Regions from separate parts of the Homo sapiens genome. Here region 2 is linked to region 1. A link is a loop called in an ENCODE intact Hi-C map of the cell type or tissue named here. Cell type or tissue: mammary epithelial cell. All regions are shown on one strand. Links, peaks and the distances in the headings refer to the core of each region. The heading gives the core; the rest is flanking DNA. Region 1 overlaps PHLDB1 (pleckstrin homology like domain family B member 1). Region 2 overlaps SCN4B (sodium voltage-gated channel beta subunit 4).

Evidence for each region. Peaks named below come from ENCODE experiments on the same cell type or tissue, not always from the same donor. Only the 100,000 strongest peaks of a DNase experiment are listed, where the experiment ranks them.
Region 2: a loop joins it to region 1, with 3 times the contacts of the local background. A loop is called at or near these places in 9 of 110 quality-filtered maps.

Annotation. Positions count from the first base shown.
Region 1 is chr11:118,656,450-118,661,810 of GRCh38, reverse strand. PHLDB1 (pleckstrin homology like domain family B member 1) reads right to left here. Exons shown (of 23, transcript NM_001144758.3): 23 at 3,783-5,128. The coding sequence ends at 4,988. TREH (trehalase) reads left to right here. Exons shown (of 15, transcript NM_007180.3): 6 at 82-174; 7 at 302-418; 8 at 529-651; 9 at 896-945; 10 at 1,078-1,272; 11 at 1,847-2,064; 12 at 2,330-2,441; 13 at 2,794-2,906; 14 at 3,078-3,131; 15 at 3,370-4,495. The coding sequence ends at 3,522. Among named protein-coding and RNA genes, the nearest start is that of MIR6716, 15 kb to the right of the region's middle. RefSeq lists enhancers at 2,280-2,829, 2,877-3,171, 2,830-3,379. In mammary epithelial cell, for the core only: CTCF peaks have their summits at 2,172 (motif pointing right) and 2,932; a DNase peak (open chromatin) is centred at 2,190.
Region 2 is chr11:118,142,509-118,147,869 of GRCh38, reverse strand. SCN4B (sodium voltage-gated channel beta subunit 4) reads left to right here. Exons shown (of 5, transcript NM_174934.4): 2 at 2,641-2,813; 3 at 3,809-4,037. Among named protein-coding and RNA genes, the nearest start is that of SCN4B, 7.6 kb to the left of the region's middle. RefSeq lists a silencer at 1,961-2,030 and enhancers at 2,451-2,650, 2,867-4,066. In mammary epithelial cell, for the core only: a CTCF peak has its summit at 2,389 (motif pointing left); a DNase peak (open chromatin) is centred at 2,269; H3K4me3 peaks cover 916 bases; H3K27ac peaks cover 394 bases.

The DNA.
Region 1 (5,361 bases), core at 1-5,000:
CAGCAGGGCAGAGTGCCCCACTGGCTGGTGTGCAGGGCAGAGGGAGGCAGCAGGGTGGTGCCTAAGCTGCCCCTTCCCCAGGGACTCCTACTGGGTCATGGAGGGTCTGCTCCTCTCAGAGATGGCTGAGACGGTGAAGGGCATGCTGCAGAACTTCTTGGACCTGGTGAAAACGTGAGGGGGGCCAGGCACCTCCAGCCTAGGTGGGGAGGAGAGGCAGGTGTGCCACGGGCATGCAGCTGGATTGCCTTGGTGCCAGTTGCTGGGGAGAGGGCATCTCAGCAGGCCTTCCCCTTGGCAGCTATGGGCATGTCCCCAATGGTGGGCGCGTGTACTACCTGCAGCGGAGCCAGCCCCCACTCTTGACCCTCATGATGGATTGCTACTTGACTCACACCAATGACACCGCCTTTCTACAGTGGGTACCACCCTCCCTGTGCTGCTCTGCAGACCCACCCATCCCTCAGACCTCTCAGGGCTGGGGATGGGCAGCACGCCTGGGCTGAGGTGTTGTCTGCTTCACTCCAGGGAAAACATTGAAACACTAGCCTTGGAATTGGACTTTTGGACCAAGAACAGGACTGTCTCTGTGAGCTTGGAGGGAAAGAACTACCTCCTGAATCGCTATTATGTCCCTTATGGGGGACCCAGGTGAGGAACTGGGCAGCCCACCCCTCAATCTCTTACCTGCTCACTCTGGTTAGAGCATCACAATGCCCCGGGCAGGAGGAGGAGTGACTTAGCCTGGCCTCTCAGATGGTGACACCGAGAGCCCTCTGCAATCCTGGGCTGTGGGGCCCAAGGGCAGCTGGATCAAGATGGCTCAGCCTCTTCTTGACCACAGAGGGGCTTAGTAGCTACTAGTGCCAGGCTGCCCACCTCTCCTCTTTGCCAGGCCTGAGTCCTACAGCAAAGATGTGGAGTTGGCTGACACCTTGCCAGAAGGTGAGCAGCAGGAGGGTGAGGGAGGGCTGGGGGCAGGGCAGCTGCACACCTGCTGTGTCAGGCTCTGGTCTCCTGTCAATGGCTGCCTATCCTGCAGCCGGGACTGGCTGGTTCCCTGCTCTGTCCTCACAGGAGACCGGGAGGCTCTGTGGGCTGAGCTCAAGGCTGGGGCTGAGTCTGGCTGGGACTTCTCTTCACGCTGGCTCATTGGAGGCCCAAACCCCAACTCGCTTAGCGGCATCCGAACAAGCAAACTGGTGCCTGTTGACCTGAATGCCTTCCTATGCCAAGCAGAGGAGCTGATGAGCAACTTCTATTCCAGGCTGGGTGAGCACCCCAGTAGGGAAGGGAAAGCAGGGAGCTTGGTTTCCTGCTCAGGCTTGGCAATAGAACTGGAAGTAGGACCCTTGTGTGACAGGCCTTCAGCAACTTAGCCTGTCGAGCCCCGCCCTAGTGGAAGCCTGCACTCACATTTGCGTACCAGACAAGAGAACAAACGGAGCCAACCCTAATCCTCTCTTCCTCCCTTTCTTACTGTGAGGGTCTCTAGGGTCTGTGAGGGGAACCCTAGTCCACGCATCCAAAATCCTTCCACTCCCTCTCCCTCAGACAGCTGCCCTTGACCCCCTAAGAGCTAGGGGAATCCACCCAGCCAGTACCCTTGGGAGGATAGACCCTGGAGACCCTGGGGACAGATCAGCTCCAGTGGTTCCCTGGGAGCAGTGCGGGGCCATAGGCCAGAAATGTGGTGGGCTCCAGATCGGCACATCCCCTTGGTCATCAGGGTGTCTCAGCCTTTGCAGAGAAACACAAAGCGGGGAGGCTAAAGTAGAACCACGAAAAAAGCCTGGGGCAGCAGGCAGGGCACTGGCTGCTGGCTCTAAAGGCAGCACTGCCCCAGGGAACGACTCCCAGGCCACGAAGTACAGAATCCTGCGGTCGCAGCGCTTGGCCGCCCTGAACACAGTCCTGTGGGATGAGCAGACCGGAGCCTGGTTCGATTACGACCTTGAGAAGAAGAAGAAAAACCGGGAGTTTTACCCATCCAACCTCACTCCACTCTGGGCCGGGTGTTTCTCTGACCCTGGCGTGGCGGACAAGGCTCTGAAATACCTGGAGGTGAGGGCACAGCAGGTGGCTCGGGTCCACTGCAGGCAGCACCGCCCCCTCCCGACCCTGAACAGGACCTGCAGGGGAGGGCGCTTCCTCCGGCTATGCCCCTTGTCCCAGCCTGCGGGTCCCACCAGAGCCACCGGGGGGCAGCTGTGAGCCGAGAAAAGAAGAGCCAGGAAGGGGACGTCTGGCTTCCCGCGGGGTCCAGCGTCCTGTCCTGGCTCCCAGTCCAGCCCCACCCACAGTCATGGGAATGTCTGGGACCTTCTAGGACAACCGGATCCTGACTTACCAGTATGGGATCCCGACCTCTCTCCAGAAGACAGGCCAGCAGTGGGATTTCCCCAATGCCTGGGCCCCCCTGCAGGACCTGGTCATCAGAGGTAGGGAGGCAGGGCTGACACAGCCAAGGACCCTTCCCAGGGTGTAGAGGTGGGCCTCCCTGGTGCTGGGGAGGCATGAACAAAAGACACAAGAGGCCCCGTATCCTTTCTCTCGCTCCTCTGCTCTCCTGGCCTCCACTTGACACTTATGTCCACCCAGCCTGTCCAGTGCAATCAGTCCTGTTCGCCCTTCAAACCAGGGCCGTCGATTAAGGGCAGTTTGGCCTGTGGTCTCAGGAAGGAAGTCTTAGGGCCCAGGCCTCTTTCCCTCCTTGGGGAGAGTAGGGTGCAGCCACTGCTCTGTCTGGGATGGGAGACCTGGAGGTTGAGTCCTGCCTGCAATGGGGTCTAGGCCTGGCCAAGGCACCTTTACGTCGGGCCCAGGAAGTGGCTTTCCAGCTGGCTCAGAATTGGATCCGAACCAATTTTGATGTCTACTCGCAGAAGTCAGCCATGTATGAGAAGGTGAGCTGGCCCAAGCCCTCCCTGCACCCCCAGGCTGTCCCAGTGGCCACTCCTGAGCACTGCAGGGGCTGCTGGGCAGGCAGAGCAGCTTCTCCCCAGGGGCTCTGGTTGTTTGTTGTTCCTGGAGCTGGGGGGCAGTACCTGACATACAGCCCACCCGCTTGTCCCCAGTATGACGTCAGCAACGGTGGACAGCCCGGTGGGGGAGGAGAATATGAAGTTCAGGTGAGCAGGCCAGGGGTGGGCTGGCCAACACCAGGGAACTCCTGAACTCTGCTGCTCATGACCCCCGCCCCAGGCCTCAGTGTGCTCACCTGCATGTGGGCCCGGGGGAGGAGCTGACTGGTGCTTCCTGTACCGCTGGGGTTAGGCAGGGCCAGTGCCCCTGGGGAGAGAGCCCACAGCCCCCACCAAGGGTATGAGGCTTCCCCAGAAACTGGCCCCACTGCCCTGCCTCTCCCAGGAGGGATTTGGCTGGACGAATGGCGTGGTCCTGATGCTGCTGGACCGCTATGGTGACCGGCTGACCTCAGGGGCCAAGCTGGCTTTCCTGGAGCCCCACTGCCTGGCGGCCACCCTTCTGCCCAGCCTCCTGCTCAGCCTCCTGCCATGGTGACAGCCCTCCTCTCCTCACCTGGCCCCAGCTCCTGCCCCATTAAACCTCTGCACCAGTTCCTGCCTTCCCCTGCCTCTTCATGCCCTCCTACCTCCCAGCCTGTCCTCAGAGCGAAGTGGAGGGCAGGGTCACGACCTGGAGGTCATGGGTAGGGGCCTAGCTCCCTCCTGGAACCTTGAATAGGGTGGAAATCCTGCTCTGGAGGGAAGACCTATCCCCAAGTGCCTCAGCGCCAAGCCCCACACCGGCCTTCCACTCACTTCCGTAGTCCAAAGGCTTTATTGTTCTGCTGAAATGCTTACAAATACTGAAAACCCCCAGCCTGGGCCCAGGCAACCAAGGGCTCAATGCTGGGAAGGAGAGCAGGGGAGGTGGGCTTAGTGTTAAGGCGTGAAGGGCGAGGCCAGACAGCTGGAGGCCTGGTCCTCCACTCTCCATTTCCATCACCCTTCGGAGGCTGAAGGAAGGGCGGCGGCACCACAGGGCCCTTCCCCTCTGCTGCATCATCTCCTGCTCAGGCTTTCTCTCTAGGAGCATTGGAGGAATCCTCTTTCCCTGTCGGAAACTCAACACTGTACAGAACTCCAACCATAACCCTTCTAGCTTCCTCTCCCAACTGCATCGCTCCTCCTCTGTTCCATAGATCCCCCGGCTTCATCCCTTCTGGCTCTAAGCAAGGCACCAGTGGAAGGGAGAGGGCTGGACTGGGGGGCTGGCAGCCTGTGCATCAGGGCTGAAGACACAGGCAGGGGGAAGGAAAAAGGTATTCAGTCCCTTCCCCCCAGCATGAGATGCCCAGGGGCCTGGGCTGGAGAGATGATGGCACGTACCCTCAGATGGCCCACAGCTGAAGCAGTGGGCTGGGCCACAGAGCTGCAGCAATTAGTATGTAACCATGGCAATGAAGCAGTCACTATGGTAACCATGGTGATGAGTCTGCAACTAGGGGATGGAGCTGGGACCTCAAGGTTGACACTTGAGATCTCTGGCCCTTGAGCAAGGTAATAAAAAGTATAAGGGAAAGGAGAACAATGGGGCAGAGCGGGGTTTGAGAAATGGGAAGCGGGCCGCCTGAGCTATTACCCCACTCTGGATGTGGCTCTGCTCAGCCCCCAAAGCCCCTGGCAAAGGGGTCTGAGGCAGGAGGGGATCTTTGGCAGCTTATGGTACCATAATTTGTCTTTTAGAAAAGAGAAAACAGGCTGGGGAGAGCAGGTGTCAGGTCAGAGCTGAGGCCCTCTCTGTGACAGCTCCTCAGCCCTGGCTGGGCCTGGGGCAGGACCCTAAAGGGTTACTGCAAGTTCTGGGCTCCCAGGAGGCAGCAAAGCCACCTCTACTTTTCTTCTTCTGGCTGGTTCTTCAGGAGGCCAGAGCCCAGAAACTCACAGGACCAAGCTCCTTACAGAATATTAAAGTCTTCTTATACAAAAGCCCCAGTTGTGCTCTGCCAGGAGGCCCACGGCAGTTAGTTCATGAACTGAGTGTAGCCCTCAGCCCCTGTGACAATGACATCCATCCAGATACGCATGGCCTCTGCAGATGGGGCCACCATGTAGTACAGCCGGTCATGGGTCTTTACGCAGAAGGTGAGGGCTGGGTTCGGGCTCTGCCAAAGGAAGAGAGGAAGGTCTAAGATGGGGCTCACCCATGCCCAGGAATATTCTCACCTGCCTCCCTATCTGCCCTTTCCCCTCCCAGCCCCTAGAAAGCCCTGGAGCTTAGTCCTAAATAGGTCCAGAGCCTAGACCCTACCAGTCCATGTGAGCCCCAGGCTGAAATGTTCCCTTCTCACACCACAGCAGTCCTGGGCTCTCTAAACTCCCTGGACCCTGACAGAGC
Region 2 (5,361 bases), core at 286-5,285, 510 kb after region 1:
TGAGTTCCCCCATCTCCTCCAGGACCCTGATTCCTGGACCGGTATGCTGATGAGGAGGAGCTGCCACACTCCTTGGTGCCCTGAGGGAGGCCATTAGCTATCAGGAAGCTGCCTTGTCTGACAGCTTCCCTGTCCACTGCTCTGCATTCACTTCCTGTTTGTGGGGGCTGTGGAGGGTGGGAAGCAGAGTTGGTATCTCCCACCAAAAGGTTCTAGTGCTGGCTGCAGACTGGAGAGTGGGATCTTGTGTCTGGCTTCTGTCCCTAGACCTCTGGGGGAGATGGGGCGGAGGAGGGCAGAGGTAAACAGAAAGGCAGGAGTTCTATGGAGTGCTAAGCCCTGATAGCAGTGTTTTTCTTGGAGAGTGTGGTTGGTCACAGAGTGGTGGAAAGGGGCTAATATCTGAACGCTGCTTATTCCACTCACTGGGTGTGTGGCCATGAGCAAGGTAATCTTTTTAAGCCTGTTTCCTCATTTGTTTATTGGGAATAAAAATAGTAACTTATAGGATTATGATGAGGGTTAAATGAGACAGTGTATATAAAATACCTCTCCTATCCTATAGTAACTGCTCAGTCTCAAATTCACCATTTACTCTGTGGCCCTGGGCAAGTCAACTCTCTGAGCCTCAGTTTCATCATATATAAAATGGGAACATTATACCTGCCTTTGAGCATTCTAATAAAAGTCGTAGTTAGTATGCACAAATCCTCTCGCACCGTGGTTCTCAAAGTGTGGTCCCTGCGCACAGCATTCCCTGGGAACTTTCTCGAAATGTAAAAGCTCAGGCTCCACTCCAGACCTGAATCAGAACTCCAGGGGCTGGGCGGAGCCAGCCGTAACTGTTCTCCAGGGGATTCTGATGCGCTCTCAAGTTTGAAAACCATGGCTCTAGAACAAATCCTGGTTGGCCACAAATCCTAGGAGCTGGCCAAAAATAAAGGCTAATTGAAATAACTTCCCAGCACTAATTGGAGCCCTGGTGGGTAGATCTGGGTCTCTTAGGCAAGTTACATAACCTCTCTAGGCTCAGTTGTCTCACCTACAATGTGGACCTATAATAGTACGTGACTCATAGGACAGGCCGTGAGGATGAAATGTGCCTGGCACATAGTAGATGCTCAGTTAATATCAGCTAGTACTATTGTTAGCGACAATGGCCGAATCACGATGGGGTTACTGGACCACGGGGTGTGATTTTAGGGCTGGGGGATATAAGCACTTCACTTTGTCATCAGAAGCTAAGGGCACAGGAAGAAGCTGAGCAAGCAGGGCTGCCTGCTGTCCTTGGAGATCCTTTTCTGTCATTTGAAAAGCATTGCTCAGACGCATTATCATCCGGTGGGGGCAAAACAAGAGGTTTATGATGCAGAACAGGGAATTAAGTTAGACAACAGAGGGCCTTCCTGAGAGTGGGGTTGGAAGGTGCCAGTGTCCTCTAGGGAGGAGGTGAGGCAGGCATCCACTTCCAGACACCCTCCCCGCCCCCGCCTCCACCGACCTTGAGGCGAGTGGGGTTTCCTTGGGGCATCTGCAGGACTGGGGGTGGGTGTGTGTGTGGGGCGGGGTGGCGGGGAACCAGGCCCCCTTACAAGGACTCCGGAGCGGGAGTTTGGAGGCCGTGAGTGGAGAGGCCTAGTCCCAGCGGAGGGGGCCGCATCGGAGTGCTGGGGCGGAGGTTCGAAGCGTGAGAAAGAAGCCTGGGGGCGCTCGGGGACGAGGGGGCGGAGTGTGGCGAGAAGGCCGGGCTGCAGGGCTCAGGAGGGGACCGCGGGTCCAGCGCCCTCCCCGTCCCGCCCCCGCGCGCGTGCACTCGGGCTGGCCCGGAATCCCTCCCCAGGGTGTCTTCTGCCACTGACTTTCCCACCCTGGCTGCGCCCGCGCGCCCCCGCGGCTGCCAAGCTCCAAGCCCCGCGTCGGTCCCCACCCCCGCCGTGTTCCCCCCTGCCAGGCCGTCTTCCTGCGGTTCCCAGGGTCCCGTTTGGCGGCCAGAGGGCGTCGGACTCGGCTGGCCCAGCGAGGTCCAGCCCGAACGTGTCCTTCTGCCTCTCTGCCCCTGGGGACCAGGGAGGAGCCTCCAGGGCGGGGGAACGAGAGGCTACTGGACGGCGGCCCGGGACTGCGGCGGCCGCGTTTCTCTTCTTCACCTTACGGGACCCGGCTCTTCCCCCTCCTCGACCGCCCCGCCCGTCAGTCCTGAAAACCTGGCGAGAGGCGCGTACTGTCCTAGGGGAATTCCCCTGCAAACAGAAGGGAGCCCGCCCTGCGCGTCCTGGAGTGGGTGCGGCAGGAGCGCTTCCAGGCACTGCGTCCCCAGGTGAGGGGCGGAGCCGGGGCGCGGTTCGCGGCAGTGGCCAGGCCTTTGTTTCCTTGGGTTGGGGTGACCCCTGGTGGTCATCCAGAGCGCAACAAGGGCTACTCCCTGGTCCAGAATTCAGTCCTTTCCAGGGGAGAAATGGAGAATGATGGAGGGTGGCCCAGGCGGTGCTGATTGGAGTAGACAGCCATCCTCCCGAGGTTGGCACTGAGGGTGATAGAGACCTACCTGCCTGGCCAAGCTACTCCGCCCTGCCTAAGCATCCCCTTCCAGAGCTCCAGGCTGGTGGGGTTTTATTAAGGGAGGCGGTGCTCCTTACACAGGCCTCTTCCTGCTCCCCGTAACCCTGTCGCTGGAGGTGTCTGTGGGAAAGGCCACCGACATCTACGCTGTCAATGGCACGGAGATCCTGCTGCCCTGCACCTTCTCCAGCTGCTTTGGCTTCGAGGACCTCCACTTCCGGTGGACCTACAACAGCAGTGACGCATTCAAGATTGTAAGTATTTGGAGGAAGAACAGTACAGCCCAGCCTCCCTCACCCATGCCTCGCCTCCTACGCTCTGGTCCCTTCTGGACTGAGACCCACTGCGATGGTCCCCAGAACCCACCTTTTGCCACCCTTTCTCCCAGTATTCTTTTCAGAGCCTGCCAGGAAGGATGTAACTGGGAGAGATGCTTAGATCGTGTTGCCAGAATTCGGGGACTGTTGGAATTCTTGGCTAGAGTCCTCTGTCTGGTCTTAAGAAACACCCGGAGCTTGGATTGCTTGTCTAAAAATCAATAGTTTAGTCTAAGAAACAGGAGAGAGAAAGGCCTTGGAAAGCTTGGAGAGAAGGAATGAGAAGAGTCTGAATGAGGGAAGGGCTGAGAAGCTGGACTGGCAGGGAAAAGAGAGAGGAAGAGAGGGAGAGCTGCAGGAGCATTGGCGCGGCTGCGGTGGGGGTGGGAGTGAACTCACTAGATTGTACTCACTCTACAATCTAGTGGGGGATCCAACCTGAGACTTTCACAGGGAAGCCACAAGAGACCAACTCTGGTTATAATTAAATGCTGACCTCAGAGGGTGCTGACGGGCAGAGCTGTGGGATTGATCCAGGTCTTGACAGGGGGCCAAAATTCAGTTGGGCAGGTGACATGGTGTCAGCAAAGGCTGGGTGGGAGGTGACAGAGGGAGATGAGTGCGGTGCTTGCAGGAGTCATTAGGTAAAAGGCTTTTATGAAGAGAGCAGTAAGAGCTGTGCTGCATTCCAGGGAGACCTTAATAAAAGGAAATGGGTTTAGCCTGAAACAAGTAAAATTCAGGTTAGACAGGCAGAGCTATTGACGCTGGAAGAGGAAACCATGGGGGGAAGGAGCAGGGCGTGACTACAGGCTCTTCCTGGTCCTGGACAGGGGAGGCATCCAAGGAGTGGGCTGGTGTGATGTCATGACCCTTGAGGACCCCGATTCTTTCTCGGCTACTTTCTCACCCCAACTCCCTTCCTCCACCAGCTCATAGAGGGGACTGTGAAGAATGAGAAGTCTGACCCCAAGGTGACGTTGAAAGACGATGACCGCATCACTCTGGTAGGCTCTACTAAGGAGAAGATGAACAACATTTCCATTGTGCTGAGGGACCTGGAGTTCAGCGACACGGGCAAATACACCTGCCATGTGAAGAACCCCAAGGAGAATAATCTCCAGCACCACGCCACCATCTTCCTCCAAGTCGTTGATAGACGTATGCAGTAGGGGCTGGCACAGGGCAGTGGCGTGGGAAGGACTTGGGAGGCACCCAACTCAGCATCACAGTGAAATGGCAAAATGGACCGTGTTGGTGTTTTCTTTTGCTTTACACTTTCCAGAGCTGCTGGAGTTACATCTAAAAGCTAGAAGAGCTCAGCTTGAACACTTATTCTGCTACCAAATAGCTTATGAAATACTCTCTAAGCCTCGTTTTCCTCATCTGTAAAATGGGAATATGGCTTCATTTTCCTAGAGTTGTGGTTAGAGAAGCTACCTGGTAGTGTTTTGTGGCTAGTAGGGTTTTCTCCGTATATACTGATTATTAATACCATTGGGTATTCCATTAGCAAAAATTGATTGAATGTCAGGCATTGGACTAAAAAGTGCTATGAGTGATACATTACATTCTTCCTTGAGGAATTCACAGTACAAGGTAGGACAGAAGATAAATAAATAGCTAGAATGGGCAGAACATGATGCATACATCTGTCAGTAGAGGTGAAAACAACAGAGATGGAGTAAGACATGGCCCTTGTCCTCTGGGGGCTTACATCCTACCTAGGATTCCAGTCTGACACAGGAGGACCAATCATACAAGGAGGGTGCATATGAAAAGGAGCCAGGTGGTCCCTGACCAGACCTGGTGTGGTTAGAGAAGGAGGATATGATAACCAGGGCTGGAGAAGTGAGGCATGGCCCCACTGAGGGGAGGGGCCTGGAAGACTAGGGAAGTGCAGAAGCAGAGAGAAAAAGGGAAGGGGACTTGCGCAAGGATCCTGACTCTGCTGCATTTTGTGTGTACCGGGAGTTTGCTGCTCTCCTGGATGACACTGAGTCCCTGGAGAGGGAGACACCCGTGAGTTCAATCTCGAGTATGCAAGGGCGGAGCCAGAGGTTATCCAATCAGCTTTTCTGAGCCTGGAGTCATAGGTCTGCCTATGGTGTCACCTCTTCCTTTCTGTCTGGGCTTCTGTCACCCAGCTTGTACTCAGCCTTTTCAGAAGGAAGAGAACGGGCATTTGTGGAGCGTTTTCTGGGTGCCAGATCCCGAGTTAGTTGCTGTCATTGATTTTAGCTCCTTTGCTCCTCACCAGCTCCCTTGAGGTGGATCGTCTCTCCATCTGTATGGATTCATTCATCCATCTGTTCAACAAATATTTACTGAGCACCTTGTATGGGGCAGACGTTATTCTAGATTCCGAGGATGTGATATGAACAAGATAGACAAATTCCTGCCTTTATGGAGATTACCTTCCTCCTCTTCTGTGTATGGAGATACCAATAGAAAATAAAGAAGAAAAATGATATTGTAAAAGAGA